Regions from separate parts of the Homo sapiens genome. Here region 1 is linked to region 2. The links are chromatin contacts, found by Hi-C in ENCODE. All regions are on one chromosome and are shown on one strand. The core of a region is the stretch at or near the end of the contact, and the rest is flanking DNA. Distances in the headings are between cores, read along the strand shown. Region 1 overlaps LOC105376214 (a long non-coding RNA gene). Region 2 holds the start of LINC01509 (long intergenic non-protein coding RNA 1509).

The links. Hi-C counts contacts between places; a loop is a spot of excess contacts on that map. Pooled maps may share reads with other maps.
Region 1: a pooled map shows a loop between it and region 2 (4-fold over the local background). The contact joins the enhancer-like site here to the promoter of LINC01509 in region 2. A Hi-C loop is called at or near these places in 6 of 50 pooled maps.

The regions. Positions count from the first base shown.
Region 1 is chr9:108,140,645-108,144,089 of GRCh38, forward strand. All of the region lies in intron 4 of LOC105376214 (a long non-coding RNA gene), which reads right to left. Among named protein-coding and RNA genes, the nearest start is that of KLF4, 650 kb to the left of the region's middle. Within about 2 kb of position 2,032, at least 20 of the 41 ENCODE cell types and tissues checked have a DNase peak (open chromatin) inside an H3K27ac peak, as active enhancers do.
Region 2 is chr9:107,464,893-107,468,042 of GRCh38, forward strand. It overlaps LINC01509 (long intergenic non-protein coding RNA 1509), which reads right to left and starts at 1,693. Exons shown (of 8, transcript NR_121581.1): 1 at 1,576-1,693. RefSeq lists a silencer at 780-959 and an enhancer at 1,462-1,961.

The sequences.
Region 1 (3,445 bases), core at 782-3,281, 680 kb after region 2:
TAGATGTCAACTATGAGTCGGTCATGGTTCTAGATGGTTTAGATACACACATTAGCCAAGTTAAGTAACGCTAGCTGCTATGTAAACCACCTCTATAACCTCAGCAGGTTAACACAATAGACCTGCTCACAGGTCTTGCTCACATAATGGTCAATATTTCTTGCTCACATAATGGTTCAGTGTAGGCTGGGCGATGCAACTGGGTAGCTCTCCTCCAGGCAATAAGTCAGGTATCCAGGTGTGTGAATCTGCCATGCAGGTGGGGGACACGGTGCATGGAAGATTATATTAAACCTTTCATGGTCAAGGCTAGAAATGTCATACAACACTCTGTCGACATTCAATTGGCCAGCACCCAGGCGCATGGCTCTGAAGAGGCTATTAAATGAGCTGCCTTTATGTGTCCAAGAACAAGAAATGAGGTTGATGAGCTACATTCTGCCTCACAGTCCGTCCGATCTCTTTCCTGGTTGGGTTTACATCAACTATCTCTTTTCCTGGCTTTCAGGCAGCCCATGATTGGTTGAGCCTATCTTTGCTTCAAAGTGATAAAGGCAGTCCTGTTGAGTGGGACCTGGCTGAATTTAATGACAGACTATCACAACCTGAACCTGAATACTTTGGCAAGACGTGACATTTCCATTCATTTATATGGCAGAGCATGGACTATCCACCTGTAAGGGCAGGCCACTTCCAGTCACTCTCAAAGGGTCTCTATTTCTAAATTCTTGTAATATTTTATGCTATCCTCTATAGACTGACATAATCTACTTGCTTACATGTTCCTTTTTTCTGGAAGGCCTTCTGTCATTCCATAAACTGGTACAAATATCTTGTCTGGGTGCATTTCTTTCTTCTTGAACCTTCCGCACCGTAACATCCTTTACATTTTATTGTCATTTAACCTTTTGATCTTTGAGATAGACAAGGGAAGGGACCGTGTCTTGAGCACATATTTCTTTATTCTTAGCATCTAATACATTACATAAAATGTTAAAGCCACTGAAATGTTTTTATTTAATTAATCGTTTATTTACTTAATTTAGTATTATTTCTTGAATGCTGACTGACTGAATGAATGATTGAAAAATGAAGAAAAGCCAGGTATGGTGGCACTCATCTATACTTCCAGCTACTCAGAAGGCTGAGACAAGAGGATAGCTTGTAGTCAGGAGCAGGAGGCTACAATGAGCTCCGATGGAGCCTATTAATAGCCACTGCACTCCAGCTTGGGTAACATAGCAAGGCCCTGTCTCTAAAAAGATAAACAAATAAAAATTTAGAAAATAAATAAAGAAGATTAAGAGAGTGTAGAGTTGTCATTCAGCCTGCTTTAAAGTTTCCAGACTAGCTTTGGAATTTAGAGGAAAGAAATGAAAACCTCTGGATGGCTTATTGATTCTCTGCAACAGTTTGGTGGTGAATCCAAGATTTTTATTGCCATTTAGTGGATAAGAACACTGAGGTCAACATCATACTGTGGGTCAGTAGAAGAGATGACATTTCAACTTGCATCTCTCTGGCTTGAGCCCCTGTTCTTTCCTCTCATGAGACCTCATTGCCTCCCTTCTGGTGAGTGAAGGAGTATGATACCCTTTCTACTTGTGTAGTTCTTTAGGGTGTCCCAGGCATGTCACAGCCAGAACCTCACTGGTGCTGGCATGGCAGCTATCACTGGGAGGATGCACTGAGCCCCTGCTTTGTGACAGAGCCAGCTGCCCAAGGCACAGCCAACAGCTTCTAATCAAAGGGAATTCTGAAGAAAAAAAAAAACCTTCAGCAATCTTCTGGGGATTCTTCCTATCAAAGTCCCTGGCAATAAATAATACATGAAAAGAGATCCGCTCATGCGAAGGTGGACTTCAAAGCGGGTGGGGTAACAGTGCTCAAACCCACCACTTGGCGTCTGTGCTGTCTGCTCATTCCAGAAGTTAATTCACAGAGAATAGCATGAGGGAATGCCTGCCTCCCTGCAGCTGATTCATGGGAACTCCGAGCCTGCATTAACAGGAGGGAAGGGCAGCTTGCTAGTCTTTCAAGAGCATTTTCCCAGCCCCAAGCCTTAGAGCTAGGCCTTGGACTGCTGCTGTGACATGTGTTCTGAGCTAGTCCCAAACAAGCACAAACACAATAGCCTCCACTGATCAATGCAGCAGGGCTGAAGGATGGAATCCAAAGCATGAACCCTGAGAACAGAAAGTCCCAGCACTCGCTCTGTGCAAGTTGCCATGAACTCCAGCCATGCATCCTGTGGCCAAGGATGGGTGGCCCCCGAGCAGGAAACTCTTTGGCAGCCTCCACTGCGTGCTTTGCCTGCTGACAAGAGCACACCCTGGCCTTGGTTATTGCCCTTATAAAACAGCTCAAGGAGGATGTGAGCCAAACGTTTTAAATGTGCCTGGAAGAAAAATGTTAACTATGAATCCACGCGGTAGAACAGTACAGTACAACTGCAACAACACGCAGCACTGCTCTCAGAGAAGGGGCCAAGGAGGAAACTGCAACTGTTGCCCAGGTTTCCTGTGGCTTTTCCTTTTCCTCTCTCTGGGGCCAGGGCTGCTCTGAAACCCACTTTGCAACAGAATCTGAGAAATGGGTGCTTTTGTGGCTGTAATTAGAGTCATAGAATTTACAGAATTTTCCCTATTAGGGGAGACTTTAATCCTCCAGTTTGCATGTAAATAGAGACAGAAATTGAAGCTTATAGAGGTCATCATCAAGGTCTATCCTTTCTTACTGAAATTCATTTTGCCTGTTTCCAATCCACATTTTGCAAAAGAAAGTTAATGCATGTAGGATGTCTTTCATAATCGGTACCTATTATCTATCAGGTAATGTCTTAGGTATTTTTCCCATAGCTTATTGAATCTCCAGTACAGCCTTAGAAAGAAATATTATTACCTATATATTAAACAGAAAGAAATAAAAATTGTAGGTGTGTATGTTCCAATACCGGCAAGTACTGGAACAAGCATTAGATCCCTAGTGTCCCTGACCCCAGAACCTCTGTTCTTTTCATTGTGCTAAAATGCCACTCAAGTGTCATTTAAGAGACACATAAGTGTCACTTACACATAAGTGTCTCATATCTCTGGGCTACTGATATCCATTTTTTCTCTAATAACTCTAATAAAGATATTCAATGGAGGTAATCAGAATGATCTTTGAGTACTTCCATCAGGATAAAACCTATTTTGTCCTACCTCATGTTGAAATACCAGAAGCACCGTAGGAAAAAGGACAAGAATGCCCACCAGTGGCATTAACATTTTTTTTTTTTACACTTCAGCCAATAAAATAGAGCAAAACTTAGAAAACTAAAGCAAGAATCCTGCTTTATTTGATAATTGATTGTATAGTGTAAAACTAAGAAAAAATAGCTGTAAAAACTCATAGAACTACTAAGAGAGCTCAGTAAATTAGCCAAATAAAATTTAAAATCAAA
Region 2 (3,150 bases), core at 443-2,942:
GGGTGGGTGAGACTTGCATTGAGTACCTACTATGTGTTTCAGGAAAAAGGACCCTGAGCGTCGTGGCTCACTCCTGTAATTCTAGCACTTTCAGAAACTGAAGTGGGAGGCTTGGTTGAGGCCAGGAATTTGAGACCAACCTGGGCAATAAAGGGAGACCCTCTCTCTACAAAAATAAATTAAAAAGAAAAGAGCGCCGCCTGTGAGTAGGGTCAAATGTTATGCACTGCACCTGCTACGTGCTACAGATACAGGTGGTCTGGGACCCGCCAGCTGACAGTGGGAGTGAGTTTGCCCCGAATAAGGAGTCCTTCATTTCTCATCTTGTAGCAACTCTGTGGGTGGAGTATGATTACTCCCATTTTGCAATGAGAATATTTAGGTTCAAAAAGGAGACAGCTGAGGCCACAGCCATAGATGGAGTTAGTGGCACTGCAAGACTGGACCCCAGCTGGGTGCTCAGGTTCCTTTTCTACCTCAAAGGAAAGGTAGAAACCATCCCTATCTGCCACAGAGGAGCAGACTCCAGAGAAGCCAAAGCCTAGCCAGCGAGTAATCATAACGATGTCCGTCTTTTAGCGAGTATTTGTCATGTAGCAGACACGTTATTGCACATTCCCACTTAATGGTTACATGACCTTGTCCCGTCTATTTTCACGTTAGCCAAAGGGAAGCCTAGAAGTCCACAGTCCCCGGGAGCTGGAAGCCAGGCAGTGACAGCGCCAGCGTATTCTCCTTGACTTGATTGTAAATTTCACAACTTTGGTAGCTTCAACAGGGAGGAAGAGGAGGGGCGCCGGCTCCCTCCAGCAAAGGCGGCGCGGAGCGGGTAGCCAGGTCCGGAGCCGTCCTGTGCCGGGCCGTCCGGTGGGGGGCACTGCAGACCGCGCGGGCGCTGCGCCCGCCTCTAGCTCCGGGCGCAGAGGGGTGGCCACGCTCTCCTGAGTCCCTCGCGCCCCTAGCCGCGCCTGGGAGAGCGGACTGGCCTCCCAGAGAGGATGCGGGGGAAGCCGCACAGGGGCCCACTGGGACTGGGTAAGGGCGCGGGATGGGATCGGCTCTGGATATGGGTGCCCCCCGAGCCGCGCCCCACCCCGCGAGCGCTCCCATTTGCACCTCCACTTGAGCACGGAGCTTCAAGAACGAGCTATTCTGGGGTGCGGGTTCCGACACTAGGCCCCACACGGATCTGGGGACTGGTTTGGCTACGACCTGGCGGAAGGGGGGAAACCTGGCCTGAGAACGGAAACTGCGGGACGATCCGGCGGCGCACTTAAATCTGGCTCCGCTGCTTCCTCGCCCCGCCCCCGCTGTCACCTTCCTCTGCTTCTGCGCAGCGATTCCACACCCCACTCCACCCCATCCCACCCAGACCGCTCACCCGATTCTGACTTTGAACCCAAAAGCGATCAGGCGTGTTCTGGGCCCGGCCACAGCCAGCGGGCGCTCTGGCCCTCGCAGAAGCCGCCGCAAGCGGGCATCGCTGTCCCCAGGGAGGGGACCCCAGCTAGCACCAGTAGAGGTGCAGTCACCCTTTTTAAGGTTACTCGGAGGGTAGATGCGGCATCCACTGACCTTGATCTTTTCCCACAGTCACCTGGGACCCAGGCATATAATGTGGGCAGTTTAATGAGGTGTAAACGAAGTGCAAATGGCCTAGAAGCCCCTTGAATGTGAAGCAGGATGGAGGCTTTCTTTAGAAGGGGGGTTTTACTCACTCTGGGAATTCTGGTAACAGCAATAGTCTCTGATTGTTAATTGGTCATAATTACTTTGTTAGAAGTCTGTACACCATTCCAAGTTCTAAGGCGACGAGAAAGAATATTTCTGACATTTACAACGGGAGGGAAACAGCATATTACTTTCTCCATTAGGATATACATTAGCATATTGTTGAATTGAATTTTCCGCCTTCACTTTTTAATATATTTCCAATTTCCAACTACTCCCTGGAAAATTTTAAAAAGGGGCAGCAGAAGGATTGGTGATGTGCATGCCACAGATGGAGATGGAAAAACTGCCCAGAACATGTTGACATTTGTAAAAAAGTTAACATCCCCCCACACTTTAAAACTATGATATTAGGAATAGCATAATGGCAAAAGTTACTCGTACAACATCTGTTCCTTCCAATGGGAGGATTTCTTTCCTGCCAAGAATTTATGAATTTTCTATAGGAGCTTGGTTCTGTTCGGGGAAGAGGGAAGGAAGCCAGCCAGAGCAGCCCCTTGGCTTCAGGGAATGCAGGGATGCATTGCTCCTGGCTTTTAGATGGCTCCTGAAGCTGCTGATGGGGCCAAAGTCACCCTTCAGAAGGACTTGGCTGCAAACAAGAAAAATCTCCAACAGCCACCCATGGTTTAAAGTGACTAGGCCGTCACTAAGAAAGGTCAAGGCCATATGGCTTGAGGACAGAGATGAGTTGGTTATAACTCTCATTCGCAGAAGACCTAATCCTTTTTGGAGGGCAAAGGAAAGAGTTTATTATAGGGATAAAACCCAACCAACTCATATCAGTTCATTTCAAATGTTTCATTCATTTTCACATTGACCAGATAAGTGTTTGTTCACTCATCTCAGAAACTTCAATCTCTTCATCTACCATCAATTGTCTTTTACCCTTGCTCAATTGAATCTCTGGTGACTGGAAACTTTTATCTTTCTAAAAAAGCATGATGTGAGTGCTCAAAACAGCCATCTGGGTGAATAGGACGCTAAGTGGATTAGCAGTTGAAACATTAATGATTCACTTTTGACTCAAAGCAAGTTTATCTAAGCAGATTTCCAATGGTCTTCTCTTTTGCAATCAAAAGAACTTTCTGCTCTAGAGAAGCCTCTGTCCAGGAAGGGGGAGATTACCTTTTTGCACTTTAAAGTGGACCATTTTAAGTTCTTGATTTTTGTTGTTGTAGAGACAGGGTCTCACAAATTTGCCCAGGATGGCCTTGAACTCCTAGCCTTAAGTGATCCTCCTGCCTTGGCCTCCCTGGGATCACAGGAGTGAGCCATCATGCTTGGCTTTTTTTTTTTTTTTAAGACAGAGTCTCTCTGTCACCCAGGTTGGAGTGCAGTGGTGTGATTTCAGCTCATTTCAATGCCCCCACCCCCGACACCCCTACCCTGACCCCACCACTCCGATGCCAGGTTGAA